2 separate regions of the Homo sapiens genome follow, and region 2 is linked to region 1. A link is an interaction called in ENCODE POLR2A ChIA-PET data of the cell type or tissue named here. Cell type or tissue: Caco-2. All regions are shown on one strand. Each heading gives the region's core, and the rest is flanking DNA. Links, peaks and the distances in the headings are about the cores only.

Region 1 (6,023 bases), core at 440-5,439:
AAGTTCATCCATGTGGTAGCACGTGTCAGAATTTCCTTGTTTTCTAAGGCCAAATACTATTTCATTACATGGATACATTGCATTTTGTTTATCCACTCATCTGTTAATGGACACTTGGCTTGCTTGCACCTATTGGCTACTGTGATACGTGCTGCTATAAACATGGGTGTGCAAATATATCTTTGAGTCCCTGCTTTCAATTTTTTTGGGTAGACACCCAGCAGTGGAATTGCTGGATCATACGGTCAGTCTATGGATGGTTAATACTGAGTGTCAACTTAATTGGATTAAACGGTGCAAAGTGTTGATCCTGGGTGTGTCTGTGAGGGTTTTGCCAAAGGAGATTAATGTTTGAGTCAGTGGACTGGGAGAGGTAGACCCAACCTCAGTCTAGGTGGGCACCATCTAATCAGCTGCCAGTGCGGCCAGAATAAAAGCAGCCAGAAGAACATGGAGAGATTAGACTAGCTCAGCCTCCGAGCCTACATCTTTCTCCCATGCTGGATGCTTCCTGCCCTTGAACATCGGACTCCAAGTTCTTCAGCTTTGGGATTCGGACTGGCTTCCTTGCTCCTCAGCTTGTGGAAGGTCTATTGTGACCCTGTGATCGTGTGAGTTAATACTCCTTAATAAACTCCCCTCTATATATACATCTATCCTATTAGTTCTGTCCCTCTAGAGAACCCTGACTAATACAGTCTATGTCTAGCTTTTTGAGGAACTGCCCTACTGTTTTAGCAGCTGCACCATTTTACATTCTCACCAGAGTGCACAAGGGTTCCAATTTCTCCACATTTTTGCCAACATTTATATTTTCTTTTGAGACAGATTCTCACTTTGTCACCCAGGCTGGAGTGAAGTGCTGCAATCATAGCTCACGCAGCAGCCTCAACCTCTCAGGCTCAGGCAATCCTCCTGCCTCAGCCTCCTGAGTGGCTGGGACTACAGGCACCTGCTACCATACCCAACTAATTTTTTGTGTTATTTGTAGAGATGGGATCTCCCTGGGTTGCCCAGACTGGTCTTGAACTCCTGGCCTCAAACAATCCTCCAGACTCGGCCTCCCAAAGTGCTGGGATCGCAGACATAAGCTGCAGCACCCAGCCAACACTTGTGTTTTCTGTTTTGTTTTGTTTTTAATAGTAGCCATCCTAATTGATGTAAAGTGGTATATCTTTGTGGTTTTGATTTACATTTGCCAGATGATTATTGATGTTGAGCAGGTGTTCATGTGCCATGACTTTCTTTTTTTCCAGTGGATAGTGGCCTCCTTTATTGGATTCAGTATGAGAACAAGGAGACCTGGGTTCAGCTCTATTACTTACCAGGTAGCACATCACTGGGCAGATAACTGCCCCTTCTTTAATCCTGACACCTTTTTTGTTTGTTTGTTTGTTTGAGATGGAGACTCACTGTTGCCCCAGGCTGGAGTACAGTTGTGCGATCTCAATTCATTGCAACCTTCTTCACCTCCAGGGTTCAAGCAATTCTGCTTCAGCCTCCCGAGTAGCTGGGATTACAGGTGCCTGCCACCACCGCCGACTAATTTTTTGTATTTTTAGTAGAGATGGGGTTTCACCATGCTAACCAGGCTGGTCTTGAACTCCTGACCTCCAGTGATCTGCCCACCTCGGCCTCCCAAACTGCTGGGATTATGGGCATGAGCCACTGTGTCCTGCCTAATCCTGACATATTTTTAAGGGGACAAATCTAGTTTTACTTTTCTGTCTATTTTATATTTGCTTTTATTATTTTAATTACACAGGAAATTCAACTTTGCTGCAGGAGAAATAGAAAATACAAATAAGCAGTTAGGGGAAAAAAAGGACTCTCATAATCCAACACCCAGAGATAAAACATTATTAACATTTATAAGAATATTAAATATGCTATCTTCTAACCAACCTTTTTACTGAAAATATTACAGCTGTCTTCCTAAGTCAATCATACAGGTAAACAAATTGTTTTTCTGTCAGTATAATATTCTTTACAAACATGCTATAAGGCTTCAACTCAGCCAGGCATGGTGGCTCGCACCTGTAATCCCAGAACTTTGGGCGGCTGAGGTGGGGGGGATCACCTGAGGTCAAGAGTTTGAGACCAGCCCGGCCAACGTGGGGAAACCCTGTCTACTAAAAATAAAAAATTAGCTGGGCATGGTGGCATGTGTCTGTAATCCCAGCTACCCAGGAGGCTGAAACAGGAGAATCACTGGAACCTGGGAGGCGGAGGTTGCAGTGAGCCAAGATCCTGCCACTGCACTCCAGCTTGGGCGACAGAGTGAGACTCCATCTCAAATAAATAAATAAATAAATAGTTTCAACTCATCCCCATCTCCTGGACATTTCTTTTTGTTTTGTTTTGAGACAGATCAGATTCTAGCTCTGTTGCCTAGGCTGGAGTGAAGTGGCACGATATTGACTCACTGCAACCTCTGCCTCCTGGGTTCAAGTGATTCTCCTGTTTCAGCCTCCCGAGTAGCTGGGACTACAGGTGTGTGCCACCTCGCCCAGCTAATTTTTGTATTTTTAGTAGAGACATGGTTTCACCATGTTGGCCAGGCTGGTCTCAAGCTTCTGAGCTCAAGTGATCCACCCGCCACGGCCTCCCAAAGTGCTGGGATTACAGACATGAGCCACTGTGCCCAGTCTATTTAGGTTATTTCCATTCTGCACATTTTAAGTCACTTATGAATAGGGTGACTCCTTTACGCAGTGGTTTCTTTATGCTGTGTCTGAGTGATTCCTGAAGCTTGAACTGAGTGGCAGGGACACAGTGTGGATATTTACATTGAGCAAATGAAGACTTTGGACTCTGGCCCCGCACAGAGCTCCTCACTGTCAGCCTGGAAGTTTGTTTTTTTTTTTTTTCCCACACTCTGAGCTCATTCCCATTGTGAAAATGAGAAGTCATCAAGAGGTCACAAGATGACATGAGATGATAATACCTGTAGGGGAATGTTGACTTCTAAAGAAAAGAGAAGGGATCATTATTTACCGATAACCTACCATTTCATGGCATTTCCCAGCACAGTGTATGTAGCACAACTCCAGTTCAATGCCCCCTGATATTTAATATAATAAAGAGTCTCATGGCCCCCAGAGGTTACATCACACAGGAAGAAGACAAACATGAGCATAAACAGGAAGATTTTATACTTCTCACTGAATCTCTCTCACCGTTTCCCTCTTGTCTGCCAGGTACCAGGTGCCAGAAAATCTCCCACCTCCCTTGTCCCAGTAAAAGGATAAAGCATTCAGTGGCCCCTGGTAGCTCTTTTTCAGGTTCTCACAGATCTCAAACACCCTATCCCTTCCCTTCCACCAGAGGACTTGACGCCCCACCCAAAGCACACTCCGACCCACTTCCCACACGGCAGCCAGAATGGGAAATCAGCCTCAACCCACATAGGAATCATGATGAGTGCGGCTGACACTCACCACGTGCTTCATGTACACCAGGCACTGGATGTGCATGTACACAGGCCCTGCACATAACATCCTGTTTGAAGGGCACAAAAATCCCAAGAGGATGGTATTGCTACTCCCGCTTTACAAAAAGAAAAAGGAACAGAGGCTCAGAGAGTCCCAACACACCATGGCTCATCAGCAGGGAGCGAGTTTTTAACCCCAAGTCTGTGAGATCCTGGTGCTCCCAACTAGTATATTTTAGTGCCTCTTTGAACCATGACATTGGCCATGAAGAAAGTGGTAGCATCTCATCACATGTTCTAGAGAGGCCACTGGAACATCTTCTAGACTTTCTAAAGAGAGAGTTAACCTCTTCTTCTAATCAATATATAAGAACCATGTGTCACATTAATAAAGCTAATCATGTAATTGCAGATATATGTATACATACATACACATATATACATATGTATACATGCACTCATATATATACCTATGCACAGTAGATGCATACATATATGCATACATTTGTATGTATGAATTTACATACACAATTGCATATAGACAAACACTATATACATGCATATATATAAAGTATAAGGTCAGAAACTAAATACAGTATATATGTATGTATATATATGTAAATGTGTATATATATATGAACTCATGTATATACATTCACATATATATGTACATATGAGTCAGATCAGAAATTACATTTATTTTTCTTGTTCATGTGTTTCTTCTTCAGTGATATATCCCCACCATTCTGTGAGAATGGTTGGAAATTCTGATCACTTCACACCCAAATTCTCTGGTTTGTTGCAAATTTTTTTTCTCAAAATAATACTACTCAAATTTTAAAAATATATTTATTTTTAAAAGAGTTGGGCATATCTGATATAGCTTAGGCTAAGCTAAGTGTTCATGGTTTCTATCCAGTGAAATATGAGTGAACAAGAGTTTGGGGAGATTTAAGGATGGATTCATATGCAGCCATTAGAATATTTCCGGAATACCTACCTACTAGAAGCGGAACTTATAACATATTATGATCATGCTTGTGGAAATTTATGCTGGCTAGCATTTGGGGGACATCGCCTGGATCAAGGCCAAGGTCACTCTTGTCTCTAGCACACATGCAGATATGCTTCTCATCACAGTAGATACCTTAATTCAGAATGATCCTACAGAAGCAGACATCCCTACCAGATTGCTATTGCTGTGAATGCAACTCCGAAGGGGACTGGACCACAGGCAGCTGGACTTTACATAAGTTACAACAGGAATTTCTGTCCAATGGATAAGCTTGGCCTTTATGACATACACATCAGAGGAAAGAGTTAGCCAACAGGTAGGAGCTACTGTGAGGCTGATTTCAAATATGTTGCCTTTTTCCTATCTTCAGCCTTTAAGATAGTGCAAATCTTTCTATTTTCTCCCTACCTCCAGCTTTAAGTCCCTTCCAGTGATTGCCAAAATCTGAAGCCCAAAAGTGGGGATAGGAAGAAAGCTTGACCCAAAAGTGTCCTTGGATGTTGTGAATACAATGCGTTCATAATTTTTCTTGTCACACTGTATCACACACTAGTTCTAGCTTTTATGTCTCATGATCCTCCACCAGAATGTATAAAATTTAAAAAAGACTGTCAGTACTAACAACTGGTAAGGCTGTAGAGCAATAGGACACAATGCTTTTGGGAATGTGAATTGGCAGTATCACTTTGGAAAACTGCTTGGCAGTATCTGATAATACTGAACACATGTATGTTCCCATGACCCAGAAATTTCACTCTTAAAGGCATACTCCCCCTAGAATGAGTGCTTATGTGCACCAAAAGACATGCATAAGAATATTTTAAGCAGATTTATTTGCTACAACTCGAAGCTGGGAAACAAAACAAAACAAATGTCCATTGAGAACAGAAAGGATAAATGCGGTATGCTCATGAAATGGAATACTATACAGTCATGAAAAAGAACAAACTGGAGCCACGTGCAATAAGTTAGATTAATTCACAGACATGACTGAAAGAAACCAGACATAAAAGAGAACATAATGTGTGGTCCTATTTGTATGAAGTTCAAAAATAGGCAAAATTATCTATGGCAATAGAAGTCAGAAGAGAAGTCAGAATAGAAGTCAGAATTATTTCCCTTCTTAGGGAGAGAATTTACTGGCAGGACGGGGCGTGATGGCTCACGCCTGTAATCCCAACACTTTAGGAGGTTGAGGTGGGAGGATTTCTTGAGCCCAGGAATTCCAGACCAGCCCTGGCAATATAGGAAGACCTCATCTCTTTTTAAAAAAAATTTTTTTTAAATTTTGGTGCATGCCTGTCATCCCAGTTACTTGGGAAGCTGAGGTGGAGGATTGCTTTAGTCTAAGAGGTCGGGGCTGCAGTGAGCTATGATCACACCACTGCACTCTAGCCTGGGTGACAGAGCACAAGACCCTGTCTCAAAAAATAAAAATAAAGAAATATGTATGTGTTTACTATGTGACAGGAACTGTTTGTAAATAAAGGACTTTCTAAGAGACAATCAGAAGGGGGACACTTTCCAGCCTGGCTCAGCATCTCCAAAATGCAAATGAAGATATTACTCTCCCTC
Region 2 (6,023 bases), core at 442-5,441, 850 kb after region 1:
ATTAAGTCACTAAATATATATAGTATCCTTAAAGTAAGTGTATCTTTATTCCAGGGCTGCAGGTAGGCCACACTCCCTGTTCCAGATCTCTGGGCTTTGTTGTTGTTTGTTTTGGAGACGGGGGTCTTCTCTTTTTTAAAACTAGACCAATCTAGTGAAATGCCATGACATTTTATTTTGAAAGACTCATGCTAGGTTATATACTAAGCATGCAAACATTCTTGAAATCTACTGTAACCTCACTTTGATAGCAAATACTAGTCTACCGGTGAGTTGAAAGACTTAAATTTTTTTAAACCATTTTTTTAATCATTTGCAGATATTTAAATAATTTTTAATAGCATCACTTACTTTGACTATCATTGTCAAAGATGACAACTTCACCTCTCTGCTTAGTAAGTAGTTCAGCTAATAAAGTACAATAAAACAAAGTGTCTATTGTAGAATCCAGATCCTAAGCATATAGGTATTGACTAAAATTCTTCCAGCTTTCCTGTTTATATGAACAATTTTATAATAAATGCTAGGAACAAAAGTATAGAATGTCCGCCAGCACCTAGGAGAATATTTAGTCTGTAAATCAAACTTCTTGTCATCAAAGATCAGGATCTGGCTAATAATTAAATCACATGCAGAATCTGGATGCTTAGTGGCTCTCTTTGAGAAAAAAGAAATGCAGCCTGCTTGGCGGCCCAGCCCAAAGCTAGCCTGGAGGAGCCGCAGGAGGGGCCTGCGATGGAGAAATCTAGAATCTGATTGCACACAGGCCACTGACTCACACTGTGATCTTCGGTAAGTAGGTTTACCACTCGGTGTCCTGTTTTTCCATCTGTGAGATGGGAATGATAACATGGGGCTGCTGGGTCAAGCCAGCAGATAACTTCCAGAAAGCCCTTTGAGCTTCTTGGAAACAGCACTCGAGATATGATGAGGCGCCAGCATGCTGCAGAGATGTGTGCCCAGTGGCAATTGGAATGATCCAGGTTCAGTCTGGGCAGAAGTGGTCATCGGGCTGTAAACAGAGCTTTTCAACTGCTCCACCTGGTGTCATGCATCTCATCTCCCCTTCCCCCTGCCACCCCCCTGCTTTTCTGCCCCTCCCTCCATCGCTCCCAACACAGCTCCAGCCTGAAACGCTTTCTCCCTCCTAAAACCTCCTGCTGTCACAGCCCAGTCATGTCTTACAGCAGTAATGTCGATAAGAAGCAGTCATTACTATTATAGAAGCTTCCATATTATTTTACAGGCCCTGTACTAAGTGAGTGCTTTAAAAGCATCATCTCTTTTAATTCTTACAAAAAATCACCGAGGTAAATATTCTTATTATTTCTTTTTTACAGATATTTATAAAACTGATAGCTACCAACTCCAAAACACTTTTCCTAACTTATTCCATTAAGAGACAACTCGTGCTAGGTGCTTTACATACATGGTATCATGCAGCCCTCACCACAGCCAAGCAAGATGAGACTTCCTTGTCTTTGCTTCACAGATAAGCCCCTCTGAGTCTTCATCAATGTACTCTTCCTCATACTTCAGTATATTTTCTGTGACTTTATCAAGAAGCTGTTTTGCCACTTTCCCTCGTATTTCAAGAGTGCACAAACACCTGCAGGGTATGTTTTATTTGCTGTAAAAACAAAACTCTGAAGTCTCAGTGGTTTATCACAATAAAACTAAATACAATGCGAGTTGGTAGAGGGCTCTGTTCCATGCAGTCATTCAGGGGCCCAGAATCCTTCCACTTAGTAGCTCTGCCTTTTCTATGTCTTTAAAGTCTTCTTCTTTTGGCAAGTAGATGAGAAGAGAGAGCATGAAGGATGATGTGGGAGGTTTTTAGGGGCCAGGCCTGGAAGTTGGGAATATCACTAATGCCCACCATCCATTAGCCATAACTTAGTCACAGGGTCTTACTCAACTCCCAGAGACACTGGGGAACATAATGTAGCTTGTGCCCAGGAGGCGAAAGAAGAGAATTTTTGTGAACATATAGCAGGCTCTGCCACAAAGTCTCAAGAATACACAGACGGGGAAAAGAGATGTCCTTCTTCTGTAAAAGTTCCAAAATTAAGTATTTTCAGAGCTGTGCACCTCACCCCTAGCCATGAGTAATCTCTCTACAACACACCAGCTGGGATTCCCAGCCCCTTAAACAAAAATAGAAATAAAAGGGACAGGTCCGGTGGCTCATGCCCATAATCCCAGCACTTAGGAAAGCCAAGGCAGGCAGGCAGGCAGATCGCATGAGGTCAGGAGTTGGAGAACAGCCTGGCCAACATGGTGAAACCCCATCTCTACTAAAAATACAAAAATTAGCTGGATGTGGTGGCGCACACCACCCAAGTAATCCTAGCTACTTGGGAGGCTGAGGCAGAAGAATCGCTTGAACCTAGGAGGCAGAGATGGCAGTGAGCTGAGATCATGCCATAGCACTCCAGCCTGGGCAATAGAGTGAGACTCCATCTGAAAGAGAGAAAGAAGGAAAGAAAGAAAAAGAAAGAAAGAGAGAGAAGGAAGGAAGGACGGAAGGGAGGGAAGGGAAGGAAGGGAAAAGAAAGAAAGGAAGGGAAGGAAGAAGGAAGGAAGGAAGAAGAAAGAAAGAAGAAAGAAAAGAAAAGAAAAGAAAAGAAAAGAAAAGAAAAGAAAAGAAAAGAAAAGAAAAGAAAAGAAAAGAAAAGAAATCTGCCCTGGAAGTCTTGACTCCTTGCTAATAGAACTTCCGTAGAGGAACAATAGGAAGTCTGACCACTTTCAGGTTTAAACCTGTCAATGACTCCCCAGGAATAAATCTCCTCCTCTTGTCAAGTTACACCTGCCCCTTGGGATGTGGCTCTGCTCACCTCCCCAAGCTCCTCTTCTATCACTACCGCAGTGCCGCTTGCTCTGTGAACACACTAGGCTCTTTCTCATCTCCAGGTATTTGTACACGCAGCTCCCTCTAGCTGAAATACCCAGCACTGGCCCCTACTAACAGCTATAGAGCAAGCTCCTCTTCACCCTTTAACACTGTAAAAAAGCCACTGTTTCTTGAACGCCTTCAGTGCCTTCGTAGGCTCCTACAGGCCTTATTACATTGTTATAGCTATTGGTTTGCATTTTCTCTCATGCAGTGACCTACCCCACCAAGCCCAACCTTCAGACATAACCCCTTGGAGAGCACAGTGTTTAAGGGAGGGCGGCTGGGGAGATGGAAAGAGTAGTCTCCGTGGTCCTTTAGAACTGGCTGGCCTCTCCTCACTTACTAGTTTGTAGCAGTTGCTATGCTTGGCCTACCCAACCACCCCTTTCCACAGCTTCCATTCTAGAAGAGCCCAGTTTTTCTTTCATTGCTCCTGTGTTGCTGAAAAAATCCCGATTGGTTAAAGCCAATCATGTAACTCCTCCTCCCATTTTCTTGCTAATGATTGGATGAAGAGAGAACATGTGACCCCCATGAGCAGGCATCTGCGAGGAGCTACTTGGAAAGGTTTCTTTGCTCTGTAAATAAACACAGAAGGAATGGACATTTTTCTGGCTTGAGCCATGGGCGTATGAGAGAAAGTGACACCTGAAATGGCACAACCAACAGAGGCAGAGGCAACCTAGAGGGGCTGGTGAAGGAAAAGACAGAAGGAGCTTCTGACTTCAATGATATTGTTGAGCTGCTGAATTACTCAACCCTGGAACCATCTTAACTGCATTTCTTTGTCTACGAGATTGTAAAATCCCTGATGTCTAATTCTTCTGAATCTTTGCTTCTTGTAATTTGAAGCTAGTAATGTTCTAATAGGTGACAATATAAATTCTCATCCCAAGGTAATTTATCATCCTTCACCCGTTCCCTTCCTCCCACCCTTCCAAGTCTCCAATATTATTCCACACTCTATGTCCATGTGTACACATTATTTAGCTCCCATTTATAAGTGAGAACATATGATATTTGACTTTCTGAGTTGTTTCACTTAAGATAATGGCCTCCAGTTCCATTCATGTTGTTGCAAAAGACATGATTCCATTCTTTTTCATGGCCGAATAATATTCCACTGCATATAAATACCAGTTTCTTTATCCAATCATCCAAAGATGCTATTACCAATTATATCAAGGCAACAGAAGTAAACTGTGGGACTGAACGAAGTAAAGTGGGAGGTATGCTCATCTTAATCCTAAATTAGATATATGCAAGTCAGTATATATGTTGGATATAAACTTCCATTTCATCATCTACAAAATGAGGATGAAATTATTCCATTTGTATTGTTAGTATGAGAATTAAATAAGAAGAAGCTGGGCACAGTGGCTCAAACCTGTAATCCCAGCACTTTGGGAGGCCGAGGCAGGCAGATCACTTGAGGCCAGGAGTTCGAGACCAGCCTGGCCAACATGGCAAAACCCCGTCTCTACTAAAAATGCAAAAATTAGCTGGGCTTAGTGGCACACACCTGTAGTCCCAGCTACTTGGGAGGCTGAGGCAGGAGAATTGCATGAACCCGGGAGGTAGAGGTTGCGGTGAGCCAAGTTCACGCCACTGCACTCCAGCCTGGGTGACAGAGCAAGACTCCATCTCCAAAAAAAAAAAAAAGAAAATTAAGAAGGGATGTGAAGTACCTCAAACACCTCCAACAGTGCTTAACACATAGCAGGCATCTGTCCTTCTGCCTACACACAAAGAGAATTCTGGTCTAGCCCTTCAGCTTATTTCCCTTTCTCTCTTAGAGGCTTCAACTGTTGCTCTACTGAATGTTCAGATTTTATTATACAGAATCACAAGAAGAGAGAATAGAAATAAGAGAAATGGTCCATGGCCCATAGGTTTTATGTCTGTTTCACAGTGTACAGGAAGTACAAATAAAGAATGTGAGTTATAGGAAATTAATTTTTGATTGTTTGTTTCATTAACAGTGATAGAGACTAGAGATTGAACCACAGGGCTCATGGACTTCTTAGGGCTATAAATGAGTGAATGAATAAATGGATGAATGAATATTTTATTAGGATCAACAACCAATCAAGTGTCTATCTGCCAAATTATAAGGATGAATCTGAGAAAAACTATGTGCTTAGAGAAATGTGCTTTATGCATCCCGTATTCCATTCTTTACCTATTTTTTAGTGGCTATACCTTTATACTGAGCATTCCTATGTGCTCTTGTTCTTCACATCCCAATTACAGAGTAACCCCAGAAATAAAATCAATTACAGCTATTAGATAAAACTGATGTCATAAACAAAGTTATCTTGTACTGCCACTGCCTTCGATTCAATTCAAGTCAACCAATATTTATTGAGCACCTTGGAGGTCTCATACTGTTACCTCTTCTGAGGTATCTGAATTTTGAGGGGAAAGGAAAGGACAATTTTTAATCTAAAACAATTTATTTCAAATGCACTGAGAAGCCCCCATAGGAAAATATTTATGGATTGGAATCTCTTTTGAGCCTTCATCATCCCACTAAACATTCTGCTTATCCCTGACCTACAGATTTGACAAATCTTAAATAACATAGGTGAATCATTATGTGTTAAAAATGAAGACTGCTCAAAGAACAGTCAGGTTGTTGATCAGCCAGATTGAAATTATTTTTATAACATTTTTAATGTTTTTCTTATGACTAAAGCAGCAACACTTAAGAATTCAGGACATTAACAAATGTGCAAAGAAGAAAATAAAAGTCACCAATCAGAAAACCATGGGCACTATATGCTTTCTTCCATCTTGACGCTCTTGCTTGGTTGTAGATATCTATATATTTGGGGTTGTGGCAAAAAATGTTATCACGCTCTTTAGATTACTCTGTAACTTTTTTTCATTTTATCTATCACCAATATTTCTTTCTATTCTTTAAGATCATGGTTTTAATCACTATATGTGTTGTCTTTTTTTTTTCTTTCTTTTTTTTTTTTTTTTTTTTTTTTTTCAGATGGAGTCTCACTCTGTGGGCCAGGCTGGAGTGCAGTGGGGTGATCTCGACTCACTGCAAGCCCCACCTCCTGGGTTCACGCCATTCTCCTGCCTCAGCCTCCCAAGCAGCTGGGACTACAGG

The links. Peaks named below come from ENCODE experiments on the same cell type or tissue, not always from the same donor. Only the 100,000 strongest peaks of a DNase experiment are listed, where the experiment ranks them.
Region 2: POLR2A ChIA-PET joins it to region 1 with 5 read pairs; 1 of 35 experiments calls an interaction of 5 or more read pairs at or near these places.

What each region holds. Positions count from the first base shown.
Region 1 is chr12:114,608,866-114,614,888 of GRCh38, forward strand. No RefSeq gene overlaps it. Among named protein-coding and RNA genes, the nearest start is that of TBX3-AS1, 70 kb to the right of the region's middle. In Caco-2, for the core only: no CTCF peak of the experiment used is centred there; a DNase peak (open chromatin) is centred at 2,796.
Region 2 is chr12:115,454,585-115,460,607 of GRCh38, forward strand. All of the region lies in intron 2 of LOC105370003 (a long non-coding RNA gene), which reads right to left. Among named protein-coding and RNA genes, the nearest start is that of LINC02463, 430 kb to the right of the region's middle. In Caco-2, for the core only: no CTCF peak of the experiment used is centred there; a DNase peak (open chromatin) is centred at 2,927.